Linked DNA regions of Mus musculus: region 2 is linked to region 1. Evidence: chromatin loops called from intact Hi-C (ENCODE). Cell type or tissue: left cerebral cortex. All regions are shown on one strand.

The links. A loop is a pair of places that touch in the nucleus more often than their neighbours do. Peaks named below come from ENCODE experiments on the same cell type or tissue, not always from the same donor. Only the 100,000 strongest peaks of a DNase experiment are listed, where the experiment ranks them.
Region 2: a loop joins it to region 1, with 3 times the contacts of the local background. A loop is called at or near these places in 5 of 42 quality-filtered maps.

The regions. Positions count from the first base shown.
Region 1 is chr12:118,843,123-118,851,122 of GRCm38, reverse strand. Sp8 (trans-acting transcription factor 8) reads right to left here and starts at 3,890. Exons shown (of 2, transcript NM_001379379.1): 1 at 3,782-3,890; 2 at 1-2,744. The coding sequence starts at 3,802. The coding sequence ends at 1,251. In left cerebral cortex, no CTCF peak of the experiment used is centred here; DNase peaks (open chromatin) are centred at 2,972, 3,986, 4,312, 7,641 and 2 more places; H3K4me3 peaks cover 1,097 bases.
Region 2 is chr12:118,052,547-118,060,546 of GRCm38, reverse strand. It overlaps Dnah11 (dynein, axonemal, heavy chain 11), which reads left to right. Exons shown (of 82, transcript NM_010060.3): 33 at 97-253; 34 at 662-807; 35 at 3,338-3,454. Among named protein-coding and RNA genes, the nearest start is that of Dnah11, 140 kb to the left of the region's middle. In left cerebral cortex, a CTCF peak has its summit at 3,493; a DNase peak (open chromatin) is centred at 3,484.

The sequences.
Region 1 (8,000 bases):
ATATATTTTCAAATATTTACCGGAAGTAATGTACAAGAAAAATACTATACAAAATCGTCTCACACCTCACAGCGGCGGAGTCAAGTTTAATGGGAAACTAATCTAGAACGATTTTCCAGTTGTACAAACCATTAGGTTCAGATATATTTTACAAAGAATTTTTAAAAATTGTTTCCCCGTTTCCCTCTTTTGGCATTTAAACTACAGCCTCATCTGAAATAAACGATAGCTTCTTCACTTAAGTTTAAATCACAAAGAAAAAGTTTAACCCTAAAATTAATCAATGACTTGCAATAATTTACAGAAATCAGTAGATAAATTGATTCCTAGACTAACCCAAAAGTGGTGGTGATGTGGGAAGTTGGAAGAATATGCTTGGGGATGGTGAAAAAACCGAGGTAGAAAAAGACAAACACGAAGATACTTAATCTGGTCTCACCGGAAAGGGGGTATTTTTGCATAAGAAAAGACACCTACCCTCACTCCCGCCCCCACCCCATAAATTACGGCGACCAAAATAACTTTGGGATCAATATTTGCAGTTTGGAGAGAAACGTGCTCGCAAGCAGAGGAAAACTATCTAAACGAGAAGCTAAGAGGAAGATTGCTTGTTTATTTTTTTCCTCTCAGTTTTTCAGTTAAAAAATAAAAAGTTACAAAGAAGAAAGGAGGGGGAGGCATTGATTCCCGTTCGCAGAACTCTCATCGGTTCACCCGCAGGGCACAAAGACCTAGCCAGAGCTGAATGGGGAGATCTAAACTCTGCTAACCCGGTCTGGGTTGCAGCAGTCCTCCCACGAGTGTAATGCTCAGCACAGGACAGTCCAAGGGGAGCACTCGGGGGTCCAGGAGGGGATTCCTTGGCAGGACTCCTACATCCCTCTCCCTACAGCTGCGGCTCAAGCGGGTTGAACACTGTTCTTTCCAAGGCCACAAAAGCCACTGTTCTACCAGACAACCCATTCATCCCGTCCTAACCCCAGAGGCCACAGCCTCTTCAAAGTTCCGCCAGCCCAGTGCTGGAGGAGCGGGTTTCCACTGCGCCCCGCATGGCTGTCACTGTGCAGAAGGGAGCCAAGGATTCAGCCACCGATGTGTGCTACTTACTGTCCACATCCTAAAAGTTAAGAGCAGAAAACCGGTGAGAGAGAGAATGAGAAGTTGGGGGAAAGAACGCACAGCTAGCCTAGACTGGAGCCCAGTCTAGGTACACAAGCCCGACGGGATTCAGGTGGGAGGCATCGCGACAGTCACTCCAGGCCGTTGCGGTGGCCCGGCTCTGGAGGCTGCAACAGCTCAGGGGAGTGGCAAGGAGGGCTTCCCGCCGCGCTGTGCTCGCTGTCGGTGTCGCTGCCTTTCTTGCCGCCGCCGGAGCCCGCCGAGCCGCCGCCACCACTGTGTGTCTTCACGTGCTTGCTCAGGTGGTCGCTGCGCATGAAGCGTTTGTTGCACACCGGGCAGGCGAAGCGCTTCTCGCCCGTGTGGGTCCGCAGGTGCCGCTGCAGCTCGTCGGAGCGCGTAAAGCGCTTACCGCAGAACAGCCAATTGCACACGAACGGCCGCTCGCCGGTGTGCCAACGCAGGTGCGCCTTCAGGTGCGACGTCTTGCCGTACACCTTGCCGCAGCCCGGGATGTGGCAGCTATGCAGCCCTTTGCGACGCAGGCTCGCTCCCGCTGGGCCCAGCCGCTCAGCCTCCTGGCAGTTGGGGCAGTCGCAAGTGGCGCGGCCGGAGTAGCGGCGAGCGGACGAGCGTGGGGACCCCCCTAACTGCGCCGCGGGCCCCGCGCTCAGCATGGAGCTGCCCGCGCCGGCCAGCGGCGACGGGGCGGAATCGGGGTAAGAGCCGGGCAATACCGGCTTGAAACCGTCCATGAGGTGCTGTCCTGCAGGGCTGAGCAGGTGCGACGAGGCACCGCTACTGAATGCGGAGTGGCTCAGGCCGGAATAATCCGAGTTGTAGCCTCCCAGCGGTGAATGCAGCGACGTCTGAAGGCCCCCGGCCGCCGGGTGCAGCGAGCCGGGCAGCGCTGCCGCCCCATTGGGGTTCTGCACGTCGATCCAGCCCGCGCCCACATCCCACCAGCTGGAGGCGCCCGCGGAGCCCACGTCGGCCGCGGCGCCAAGGCCCGGGTGCGAAGGCTTGAACCAGGACTCATACGGGTGCGCCATTCCCACGCGCGGGTAGATACCCTGCAGTCCGTCCACCGACGTGTGCACCTTGGAGATAAACACTGGCTGATGGGAGCTATCCTGCGAGTGCGCTCCGGAACCGCCGCCGCCTCCCCCGCCGCCGCCGCCGCTGCCCCCCGAGACGCCCGGAGCCTGGAACACAGAGTAGTCGTTGGCAAAGGGCGAGCTGGAAGCGGCAGCCGCCGCAGCTGCTGCCGCTGCGGCGGCGCTGCTGGAGGTGAGAGAGAAGGCGCTGGAGCCGGGCGAGCCTCCGCAGCTAAAAGAGTCGGACACCAGGGCTGCGGCCGCCGCTGCTGCCGCCGCTGCCGCCGCTGCGGCTGAGGAGGAGCCGCCGTTCCGGGAGGCCCCCGACACACCGAAGCTAGAGAGACTGGAACCCACTACGTTGCAGCTGCCGGAGGAGGAAGACGAGGAGCGTTTCCAAGGGTGGAAGCCTTTACCGAAGGAAGAAGAGCTGTCCGACAGGGAGGAGGGAGACGGGCTGGGGCTGCCGATCTTATTACAGGTAGCAGCAAGCATGGCCAGAGGAGTGGATCCCAACCTCGGTTCTTCCTGAGACCGGAGCAGAGAAGAAGGGTGGGGGAGGGGTAGTGGGCAAAGGGCCGGTGGGGGAGGGAGGAAAGAAATGTGTATTAGTCCCCTGGTAGCCTCCAGACGCCCCACTGCTCCCCATCTCTAGCTGCTGCACACTGCCACCAACTTACCCTGCACCCCCAGCTGCCCCGGCGCCCGGCTGCCTCCTACTCTACAGGAGGGGACAAGTTTGGCGGCGAGCGTCTGATTCTGGAGCAAAGCGCCACGCTAAAGAAGAGTTTAACAAGAATTCTCAACTAAGACGGCACTCTTGTGTTCACAAAGCCCTAGACGCTTTCGATCAAACGAACAGAAAGTCCAAATCCAGACTAGGGAGGGAGAAGTTTCCTTTTTACCTTACAACCTGGGGAAATTTCTGGATTGCGTTTAAGATCACTACACTGCAATCCCAAGAGAGCTTTGAAAACTCTTTTCAGATCCCCCTCAACCCATCCTTAGTTGCTTCTCCCCGGCTCTTCCATTACTCGCTCTTCCATTTTTTTCTTCTCTCTCTCTCTCTCTCTCTCTCTCTCTCTCTCTCTCTCTCTCTCTCCACCCCCTTCATCTCTCTCTCTCAATATATATCTCTCTATAATGGTAGAAATAAGACGAGCTCAACGTACCTGCAATACAAACCGGGCTGAGGAAAAATATTAAGGGGAAGGGGGAGAATCTGCAGTATGCCCAGGAGGGAAAAACTTACTCGCGTTCCCCTTCGAAATCGTCGAGTGTATTAGGGGCTATGCTCAGTTCTCCCGAGCAGGGAGCGGCCAGGCTCTGCGAGGTGGCGGGTCTCAATGCCCTACGAACCTTTCCTGTGCTGAAAAAAAAAAAAGTGGCTCTGCCTCCTCCCCCCCCCCTTTCTTTTTTCTAAACTCACTTGTATTTAGGGGGGTGGTGGTGGCTCTCAATAGAGAGACTGATAGCCCGTGGCCTGGCCGGGGCGACTTTAACCCCCTCCGATAGGCAATAAAAGGAAACTAATTAAACCAGCAAGAGAAGATCCTGAGACTCACCCCTAGAAGTGAAGTTGCCATCACACAGAAGCGCCCTCCTCCTCTCAGAGGATCTTTTTTATATTGATAAATCAGAGGCAGTGTTTTTTTTAGAGGTGTGCAATACAATGATCAGTTCCGCCCATTCCGCCACAATTGTAGCTCCCTCTCCGGCTTTGAAGTGCCGCGGAGGCGCGGCCAGCCAATCTGTGGCCTCGCCGGGCCGCGCGGCGCGCGCGCCGTGAGGTCATCGGCGCCGGCGGGAGTGTGGGGGTGCGAGTGTCGCAGAGTGTGCGTGTGCGCGCGCGTGAAAAATGATCGCGAGTGTGACCCACCTCGGAGAGAGCAGTGTAGAAAGCGGAGGGGTAACTGGGCAGGGTCGCAAAAACCGTGACCTAGCAAGGGCAGAGAGTGGTCGTACAACCACCGAGAGCGGGCCGAGTAACTACGTGTGTGACAAAAGGGGTCAGGGACAGAGCTGGAAAGTGTGTAAGGTAACTGAGTCCTTCTACCGTAGGGAGTCAGGAGCGACAGTACGTTCAATCCCGGGTGTGGAGAGGCGTGCACCCGTTTGGTGTAGGTGGAGAGTGGGTGCGCGCGATCGAGAGGGAAGACCGACGTGTGCGTGCGCGCGAGCACCAAAGCTAGGGGTAGGGAACCGAAACAATACAATAAAGTGTACGTGCCTAAGAGATTGGCGGTCTGGATAGAGAAACTGCGAAGTTGAGTGAGGCCAGTAAATAAACGCCCCAAGTCCTATCTTCAAGTTACTAACTTCCTCTGCCCTTTGAACATAAAAAAAGGAGTGACCCCCCCCCCCCAGCTTCCTGGACTCTTTCAGTATAGTTTTGAAGAAAATCTTGATACTTACCTTCCATTTCCTGATGTTTCGGTCAAATAGAAAGATTGGAAAGGGGGTAGTGATATGGTGCAAGTGTGCGCCTGCGCCTTTGAGTCCTTACTTAGATCTGGCCGCCCTTACCCTCTACCAGAGGTGGGATTCAAGCTTTGGAAGTGCACGTCCTGGAGGAGGTGTGTTTGCCCCTTGGCATGCAGTAAAATTACAAAAGGATTAGATGGAAAGAGGAGTAAGAGGGGGTGTGTTTTTCTCCCATTGGATGAGAAATTGAGGAGCATTTTACCCAGTTTATAAGTTTTCTCAGGTAACCCCACTGTGCCTTTCTGACAGAAAAATCAGAATGACTGAAATCTGTTGGTACTATTTATGTAAGAATGGAGGTGAGCTTTTCGGGCTGCATTTATAGGAGCATCTATGGTTTGAGCAAGCCATCTACCAGTGCGTTCGAGTCATCATGCGCATTTACTTCAAATTCTCTGCGTTTTAGTCACTTACTTGCTATTTTTATTATTAGTTGCCTTCAGAAATGTCATTACAATTCTGTGGTCACCACAACAGAAATTCTTAAGCCACAAAAAGGCCAGTACCAGTATGAAAGGAGAAAATCTAGTCCTTGGAGTCTTGTTGAATATTCATGCATTTTAAAACCACAATAATTCCTATTTTACCCTGTTAGGAAGACTCTCAGAAGTCTAATACTAAAGGGGAATTGATTAAAATGTGAGTAGATGACAGAACTGATGTGTTTTGACTTGGGAGACTTTTTTTTTTTAATTGGTTGTTCTCAAGTGTATTGCAGGTTCTGAAGATGTCAAAAATTAATTCTCCTGGGTTATGCAGAAGTCCAAAGTAGGGCTTCATCCTTTGCATAAATTTCACCTGCACAGTTAGACCTAATGTTTGTTGTGCAGGGATTTGCACTTCTGAGCCTTTTTTTTTTCATGTGCAGGGGTATTGACTGTACATCATATCTATTGATTAAGGGAGTAAGGGACATCCACATACTTAGAAGTAACTGTGAAGTAAATTAATGAACTGCTTTCTTTCTCTGAAAGCTAACGCTTACCATAAATGTCCTGTTTCTCTCTGCAAGCCCCTCTGAATGATTTTAGCGTGTTGAGAAGGCGTGACAGGACAGCCCAGAAGGAGGAAGGGGTGGGGGAAGGAGGGAACTCCGTTTAACAAATAAAAGAGAATTAACTTCATTGCTTTGGTCTCCTTCCATAATGATATTCATTTTAAGAACCTAATATACAGTTGTTCAAATTTGGGGTTTAACGTTAATCAATACCATCACCCTCAAAGGTGGAGGGAAGTGCTTTGAAGGAAGACTCCTTCTTATGAATAGTTATTGTATCTTTTTATCCTCCTATCTTCTGGAAGAAAAGGAGGCAGGGTTATTAAAAAGTTAAATGCTGAGCATGAGAGTAAACAGAGGCGTTAACCAGTTTCCTCAAAAATTCGGGAATTAGAAAAACTCAGCATCATGTGACTGCAGTTCTGAGCTACTCCATTTTAGGCTAATGCTAACATCTTTCATTTGTAGAAGTGCATTTAGAATCACATGCCATTCTTCCTATGACAATGAGTCACAATGTTGGTGTGAATTTAGTGAAGATGCTAGATTCTTCCATTTGCATGAGGTTTGCTTTCAGCACTGAGGGTTTGTAAAGGTTTGTATATATAGCTTACACTAGAAAATATTTATCAGTGTGTCACTGATGTATGGTATACATACACATTTAAATTTACACATTCAAGTTACTCCCATTATGAAAGTGGGAGATTGCTGAAAGACTTCTTTCTCCTTTGCTTGATTTCCTGTCTTCCCTTCCTCCATGAAAGGGATAGTGTGTGTATAATGAGGTTATCAAACAGCAGAGTTAAAACACTCATAGTCTGGCTTCTACTTTAAATGAAACTACTCTCAATGACACCCCCAACACCAACACACACACACACACACACACACACACACACTTTGAGAAGTAACTCAAGCACACTTGAATCCTGTCCTATGAAAGAGAAGATGACAGATACAGCTGGTCTGGTTAAGCCATTGAAGGCAGAGTTCAGTTCACCTGTTTTGATATTAAGCATTGTTGTGCAGTATTGTACTTAATAATTGAGATGGTTAGAGAAAAGGAGGAAGAAATACAGGAAGTTCAGCTTCCCAAACATCAGTTAAAAGTTTCCCCTACACAACAAGAACTTTAACATGCTGCAAAAAACATGCTTAGACAGTGTGCTGTTTTCTTGCAAACCTGTGGGATCCACTATCAATAAAGCTAAAATCTATTAGCATTCTGTATGCATCTGCAGCATAAATTTCATTTGAATTTCAAATTTAATAAACCAGGAGGTTTTTAATCATCCCTGGTTTTATTTGTTTGATATTAACATGCTTATTGACCGGGTCTGGTGACCAGTTTGATCATTACAGGACAGCAAAAAGTTAATTAAAACGACCACAGCCCCTTAATCATATCATCTGTCTCATCCATGTCGCTCTCTTTATTACCGGTGATGATGGATAGTCTCCCAGATTAATTTCTCTGTTTCTTCGATTTGGACAACAGCTTTTGGGACCTAATTTACATCCTGGGAACTACTTGCCGAAGTATAGCTAACACCTTGCAGCTACAATGTATATATCACCTTCTCTTTAGCTGCAGCAGAGAAAGGGAGTGTATGTTGTTGTTCTTGTTTTAGGTGGTGGTGTTTTTATTTTTTAGAAGAGAGAGAGAGAGAGAGAGAGAGAGAGAGAGAGAGAGAGAGAGAGAGAGAGAGAGTGTGTGTGTGTGCAGGCAGTTTTGGTGCTGGGAAACTCTCACAACCAGAGAAATGAGGTTATAAAAGGAAAACAGAGGTCTGGATGTCTGCTTTCTCCTTCCAGAGAGCGGGGAGTGAGATATGCTGCTTCTGCCTCTTGATTAATAGATTAAAATGTGTAGATTCCAAGACAAGTAAATAAAGCCATTTGTAACCACTAAACACAAATGGGAATTTTATCATTGAAAACATCAAAGTTTCTTTCTTACTGCAAATACAGTTTCGAATGCAAGTGTGGTCTGACATATACACGGGTTAACGGATAAAAAAGGGGAAGGAAGAAAGCTACGGGGAAAGCCTGGTGGGAGAAGACAGGGAAGCGGAGCGCGTCGTACCTCCGCAGGCTACGGATAAGCCAGCTGCTGGCTTCTGGGTTGCCCAAGGCTTGGCTGCAACTCCCCAGCTTTGCTAAGCGACCGGGGCTGTCCTCCGCGACTGAGCGCGCTGCCAGCGGCGTGCGACCCTGGCAGGAAAGGTGGGAAGGGGGTGCTTCACTCTCTCCTCAGTGTGGGCACCTGGTGCGGAAGCGCGCAGGCTACTAAATAAAGC
Region 2 (8,000 bases), 790 kb after region 1:
TTGGTTTTTAGCCACTTTTTAAAAGAAAATCATTTAGACTCAGTGTACCGTAAAAGAGCAGGCTTGACTGCAGTGTTTGTGTTTTGTTGTGTGAAGGTGTTACATCACTTTAACTCAATCACTTCATCTGACCATGAGCGGCGCTCCGGCTGGCCCAGCTGGAACAGGGAAAACGGAAACCACCAAAGACCTTGGCCGTGCCCTGGGCATGATGGTTTACGTATTCAACTGCTCAGAGCAAATGGACTACAGGGTAAGTTATTAAATGCATAAAATATGTTCCAGCCACATGAATCCCACTTGGAGAGAGCCATATACCTTGTCTGAAATGCTCAGAGCCATGAAGTATTTCTCACTTCTGAATTTTTCAGGTTTTTCTATATTTTCATCTTCGTGATAGTGTAGGCCTGCAGTCCAAGTCTGACCATGCAGTTCATTTGTATTACATGTACATCTACTGTGACTTAAGGTGACTTTACTCAGTAGGTTTAGTCATTTTGTGAAGCAAAACTTAACAACATGGGGATTCTTCCACGTGTGATGTCGTGTTGGTACCCAGTGCTCTGGATCCTGGAGCACTTTGGTTTTTAAGATCAGAGCTGTCCCACCTGTCAGTGTCCCAGACCCTCTGTTCCACTCTGACTCTACCACCTCCTTGTAGTCCATAGGAAACATCTATAAAGGACTGGTGCAGACGGGAGCATGGGGCTGCTTTGATGAGTTCAACCGCATCGCTGTGGAGGTTCTGTCTGTAGTGGCAGTGCAGGTGAAGATGATTCATGACGCCATCAGGAACGGGAGAAAGAGGTGGGCCTGTGGCTATCTGGCTGACTTGCTTGCTTCCTTGCTTGCTTGCTTCCTTCCTTGGTTCTTTTTATCCACCTACCCCCTCGCACCGAACAGTCAGAAGATAACCTTACCTTCTCAGAATTTTGTAACTCATCTCTGTCATGTTAAATGGATAAAATAATTGCAAATAGTAATGCTGAATAACCCAGCCACCTATCTCTACTAGTAGCTTTGTGTTGAGGTCCGTGAAGAGGCTTCAGTGTTCATCTTTCTTGGCCTTCTGGCAAGTCTCAAGGAGTTTGCTTCACCCAAGGCATAGGACACCCCCTCCCCCACACTGTCCCTTTCCAGGTTTCCTCTCATCTGGAAAGTACAGGGCCTCCCTTCCAGAGCCCCATGTTGATTGATGGAAAGGATTTGGACAGGCTGGATCTCTCAGGCTCGTGCTTGCAGGCCTTCCCCCTGCCTCCACCTTCTCCCTTTTTGACTTTATGCAGCTCCCAAGCTTCACCTCTGTACTATAATGCACAGGCATCTATATGTCCTCTCCCTTCATCATTCAGACTTCTGCTGAAATGGCTGCATATGGCAACTCAAGAATGCAGTTGAGGTCTCCTAAGCCTCTGTCATTTAATACACTAGAGTCAAAGTGCCAGATCTTCCATCTCTACCCGCTTTGTTGGGACCCCTCCCAATGAGTGACTGGGGGCAACACCATCCCAGATGTATCTGGAATGTAAACTCTTTGTCCTGTGGCACCTTATTCCGAAAGCAAAGCATTTGGAATTCGATGACTAAAATTTCAGAATAAGCATGATACACCATGTGAATGTAGTTCTCTTGGTGGCCTTCTTCCACGAATACAGCTGGGCTTAGCCAGCCTGTTCATCTCTCCCATGTTTAGGGTATTTTGCTCAGCTACTTCTGTTGTGCACGAGAACACTTCTAGTCTGCTCTCCCCCACCTCAATGATAAAGGATTCCCACCCCAATCCCTTTCTCAGAGCTGTGCACTTGTTCTAGAAGTTTCCAGTTTGTCAGAGAAATATGTTTCCACCTTTGGGTCCTAACACCAGCTTCCAACATCCAGATGCCTGCTGCCTTACCCACCTCACTTCTGGTTCTGTCTCAGTGGAATTTTAGTTAGATCCCCGGCCATATTTGACTTTTACTCGGAATCCCATTATCTGGGATCCCGATAAAGTCATCTGAGGCCGTCCTTTGTCATGCAGATTTATGTATTTAGTCAGAAGTGATTTGAAAATTCCCAGGCATACTTGGTGGTGCCTCTGCCTGCATTTTAAGGCCTCTCCCTTCTTCCTTCTTCCTGTTCATAAACAGGCTGCAAGTCTCCATCATGGTCTCATGAGTTGATTAAATTCTCCTTACCCTTCAGGTTCTAAGCCATAGATCTAAGCTGAGTCCATCTGTTAGAGGCTCCTCCCTCTGCTTGGAGGCCCTGCCCATCATTGCTATGAATGCTGGGAGAGAGATGCTTAGACCCTGACCACACTCCTGACCTCTGTGAGCCAAGCTTGCCTGCCTTCCCTTAATTGACATTTTGGAAAATCCTGATTTCTCCATTTTAACCTGAACCATTAAAATAATCACCTGCTGTTAGCTACCTAGTATCTAAATCCCCCAGAAAGCCCCAGTATCTGTGTCTCTGCTCTCCTTCCTCTGAGACACCACTTTAGCCTTCCCCCTTCCTTCAAGAGATCTTTCTGAGGTCACCTTACATTTTGTCTGCTTGGCCCTGTCTGAAAGCTTACTTTGCTTGTTACCATTTTATTGCCTTGGTCATCAAAGGTCTAACTGGGCACTCATAATTTCTTTCTGAAAATCGTTGTTTCTTCCTAGCCTTAGCGTGGTGAAGATAGCAGTATTCATAGCTAATATCCGTTGGATATTTACTATGCCCTGGGTATTGTGTTGCAAACCATTATTTCATATTCTTTCAGATCCTCACCAGTAGGTAGGATTATTCTCCCTTTTTATTAAATGAGGAAATTGAAACAAAGAGGATAATTGTCATGCCTAATGTGTGGCATTGATGGCTCTGTACTCTGAGCCTAGCAGAGCCCACTGGCCTGCTGTCCTGACCACCAGACATTCCTACCATGCAGAGATGCTTAGTAGAGATTTACTGAATAACGGGCGGGCAGGTGAAACTGGACAGGGAGTCGTTCCTCCTGCTCCTTTGAGCATGGATACTCTCTGTGCAGTGCTCCATTCAAGGAACTGAAGGCAAAACTGTCATCACCTTTGATTAAATCTTAAGCAGTCAGCTAGCTCTCCGTTCTTCCATTTTAGGCTGTGGGGAGGGGGAAAAAGCTTCCCATATTGTGATTCTAGACGGGAAGGGGGGTTGTTTTTAATAAATATGCTTCAAAACATTCGAAATGTGTGTGCTTATGAATCTTAAAGAAAATTACCCAGGACAAACAGCTTTCTAATACACATTTGCATTTTGCAGGGGCTTGCATTTGTCAGTGTGCATTCATGTTCAGTGAACACATTTAATTCCATCAACGTTCTCTTTATGGTAGATTTGTATTTCTTGGAGAGACTATCCCGCTGAAACCCTCGGTTGGAATATTTATTACTCTGAACCCAGGATATGCCGGTCGAACCGAATTACCAGAAAACCTCAAAGCTCTGTTCAGGCAAGTGCTTCTCTCGCAGCTCACATACTGTGGTACACTTATGCCACCTAACGTTGGCTCGCTCTGACCATGCCATTTATTTTTCCAGAGAATTTAATTTCCTATGGAAAACTTATCTCTCTGAGATCGCTTTATAGAGATAGTTTTCCTCATGATCTTTATAGAGATAATTGTCTCCATGATAGACTCACCCCTTGTGTAATGAAACCAGCACTCAAATCAGTATGTACAAGTTATGTGGTAATTCCAAGTGTTTAATATTAGCTTTTTCATTGCTGTTTTATTGTAAACAGAACTTTCACAAGTTATAAAGCATTTGGTAAATGCAGACATGTATAAAGAGAAGTTATTTGCCAACTAGACATCATGATTGTTATAGTTTTTCTACTTTATTCTATAATTTATATTTTAGAGAGGCATGGTTTTATTTAGTTTCATTTTTGTAATGTTCTTTGTACATATTTTACTATACTATTGAAAATCTTTGGAAGTATAATTTACCACATCTCCAAAATCATCCCTCTTATGACTCATCTACAATTTCTTTATTGCCTTGTGTGGTGTGGCAGGCTTATTTTTGTTTTCTGGTTGGTTTGTTTTGTTTTTGTTTTTGATATTAAACTAAAATTTATTCTTATTAAAAAGTATGTTTGTTTCAGAGTCTTCAGGTGTATGCATGTATGTGCTCGGTTGTATGCGTGCATATGGAGGCCAGAGGTGTCTTCCTCAAATGTTCTCTTCCTTACTTTTTGAGGCAAGATCTCTCATTGACACGGGAGATCACCCATGCAGCTGGCAAGCCTCTGGGATCCTCCAGTCTCCACCTCCCAAGCACTAGAATTGCAAGTGTGTGCTACTGGAGATAGCTTTTACATGGGTGGTGAAGACTGACTGAACTCAGGTCCTCAAGCTGGTGTGGCAAACCCTTTAGTAATGAGCTCTTCCCCCAACCACAGAATAAAATCTTAGATGTAAAATTGCCAGACGATGATTAAAATACATTGCTGACCTCCTTTCTTCAAACACTCAGCCAATATATATGCCACCAGCAGCCTGCATAAGAAGACCTGCAGGTGCATCTTCGATACCCATCATGACTGTTAGCTTTTCCATTATGTCATCCAGGTGTAATCTGGTGCACTGGCATGCTTCCATCAAGTGAGCAGCTGTTGGAACATCACAAATATTCAGATTGAGAAGACAGCTCCTAAACTCTAAGGAGGCCCCTTGTGCCAGTTGGAAACTAATCCTTCTGTCACACACAACTCTCTGTGATTAAGGCTTACATATATCTTTTCTGGAGTTCCTATCAATTTCAACTTTCTAAACTGTGAGCCATGACCCCTTAGGGGCTCAAGTGACTAAATGTGGGTCCAGGAAAAGTTGGCAACAGTTTCTGAATGTGCAAGGACAAGAATTTATTCAGAATATAATGTATAATGAATTGGAGATGCATTTCTGTGATTTTCGCTGCAATCTTGGTTCTGAACACATAACATGTTGTCACAACACAACAATAACCAATGCTACCTGAGACAGCTTAGCTTAGATTCAACTCTATTCTGACATATGAATTGTAGCACCTTAATGTACATACACCGTTTACTGTACTTGTAGAGACATGACTTAATTAAGGAAGGCTCCCCTACACATACACCATTATTCCTCAACATGTTTCAAAAAGTTTGGAACACATTTTATCTTGATTTTGGATCTTGGGGGTTACTAGCTAGCCAGCCTAGCCTAACTTTGCTAGTACCAGAACAGTGAAAGAAAAGTGGTGGAGGGGTATAAATAGTGCCTCGGGAGTGACATCAGATGTTTTTTGGCCTCCACACACATTGACATATATTCTACATGCGAGTGTGTACTCATGTGTAAAAATAAGTTGATATATTTTAATAGTATGTGAATTAGCTTTTATACTTAATAAGTTGTTCTATGAATACCAAAGAACTGTTTTAATGTTGGTTTCCTTATTACTTACCATCAGTGAATAGTTGTCATATACACCTGGTCTATATACATGTAGACCAGGATCATATACAATTCCTTAAGGCAGAAGGGGAGTGTGGGTGTGATAAGCCTACAATTTCCTTCCTGCTCTCTAGCATCATTATCTAAACATTTCGTTTCTAAGATTAGTCCAAGCTTCTGTGTTGACCAGGAGTTTGTTCTTTTAATCACTGAGTATTCTACTGTACAGACATATTGCACGCCCTTTACCCATTCACCAGTTGATGGACTTTGCCTTGATTCCAATCCATAGCCTTTGTGAATAAGCCTGCTATGAACATTGTGAAAATCTCTGCATGAACACATTTTTTGTCTCTTCTAGGGGTATATTTAAGATTGGTCATGTGGCAAATGCATGCTTTACTTAGAAAAAAATGTGCAACATTGCAAAGGTCATTGACTCCTTTTAAACTTTCACCATTAGTGAGTGAGAATTCCATTGCTTTATGTTGTTAAATATCTAACATTGTTAGCAATGCTGACATTATGATATTATTTGGTAGGTTTTAGCTGATTTAATTGAGCCATTGTAGTGTGTCATTATGAGTTTACTTTAATATTTCCATTAAGGCTCACAGTCTTGAGTAATTTTTCATGTGTTTATTGGCCATTCCCAGAGAGAGAAAGAGTTTTGTGTGTGTGTGTGCGTGTGTGTGTGTGTGTGTGTGTGTGTGTGCTTAATGCTGTATTGTGTAAACAGTTCCTTTATTAGATAACACACAATATGAAACTTTTCTCTTATTTTGTGGCTTTCTTTTTTGCAATTTTGATGATGCCCATCAAAGATAAAAGTTTTGAATATCATGAAATATTTACCAATTATCTCCGTGGGTTTTTTTGTTTTTTGTTTTTTTTTTTTAGTTTTTGGTGTTTGTTTTTTTTTTTGTTTTTTTTTTTTTTTTGTTTTTTGTTTTTTTGTTTTGTTTTGTTTTTTCGTTTTTTGAGACAGGGTTTCTCTGTGTAGCCCAGGCTGACCTGGAACTCACTTTGTAGACCAGGCTGGCCTTGAACTCAGAAATCCACCTGCCTCTGCCTCCCAAATGCTGGGATTAAAGGCGTGTGCCACCACCGCCCGGCTACTATCTTGATTTTTTAATATTCTAGTTAAGGAAGCTTACTTAGCCAAAGCTTGGAGTTTTCAACTGTGTTTTCCTCCACAGATTTTGTTGTTTACAGCTTTTTACATGTTTTCTGTTATTCTGTCGATTTACTGAACATTATAGCAATTGTCTTTCTAATGATAAACAGTCCTTCAGTCTTACGTTCTTGGCATAAAACGAGGCCTTGTTCTTACATATTTGCTGAATACAATATGTTGTGATTTTATTCGATATTTTTAAAAATCTTTACTACAGAGCATACTGGTCTGTAGTGTTTTCTGTGTAACCTGTTTGATTTTTGCATCAGAGAAATGCTGCCATCATGTGTCTTGCTTCTAATACTTTGCGTGGGACTGGTATTATTTGTTGCTAAAGTATTTGGTAGAATTAATCCGTGAAAGTGTCTGGACCAATATTTTTCTTCATGGGAATCTTTTCAGTAATGGATTTCTTTAATAGATAGGAAGTTATTGAGATTTTATTTCTCTTTAGATTTGTTTTGGTGATCTACATCTTTTATGGAAGGTATCCCGTTTTCTGGATTAGCAAGTGTTTTAGCATGTATTGTTCCGGGCATTATCTGTAAGGACACCCTGAACTTCACACATGCTATAATTTGTGTTGCTCAACCTCCTCTTGGTCCCTGAGGATAATCTACAAGCTTAACAGTTGATTTTCAGGTCTTTAGGATTAACAGTGCGTCTTTTAACTACTTAGCATGCCTTCAAAAGAATTAAATGTCTCCTTATATACATTATAAGAATATTTATAGTTTTAAGTGAGAATTCCTCTAATTCTTTAAGCCTAAAATATGTTTATCCATCCATTTTTATATTTAATTATAGTTCTTTTATATTTTATTCTAATTTTATGCTACCACTTCTCAAATGTAATTCACAAAATGAAAACTTCAGTAGATAATACAGAGTGAGTATTTAATTCTGTTCCGTAATGTTCATCAAACCTTCTAACATCTTATCTTGAATGTTTCCCCTCTTCATAATAACAGCTTCCTCTAGCATAGTCTGCTCATTTTCTTCAGCCAGAGCATACTGCCACCCCAGCGGTGAATGTAATAGCTGCAAAGCACACTTGTCTGCACTGCATTTTCACGTTTCTGACCCAATTTACCTCATGGACATCTTTCATTTGGGCTGTAAAGTTTTAAATCTTTTTGACATTTCATAAATTTCATTTGATAAACTACCTACAGCATTGTTTATATTTTGATGCTAGTCATGGTGTCGGGAACATTCTGAGGCTTGGCTGTAATTGTTTCTAAATTTCTCCACTTACCACGAACAATGTGCTCTACAGTACATATTGAAACTTCCAGGGACACCCATCAGCCTGCACCTCTGTAAAGGCAGACATGAAAATATTCACCTTGTGTTAAAATTAAGTGAGACCAGGAGGAAGGAGGTGTTAGC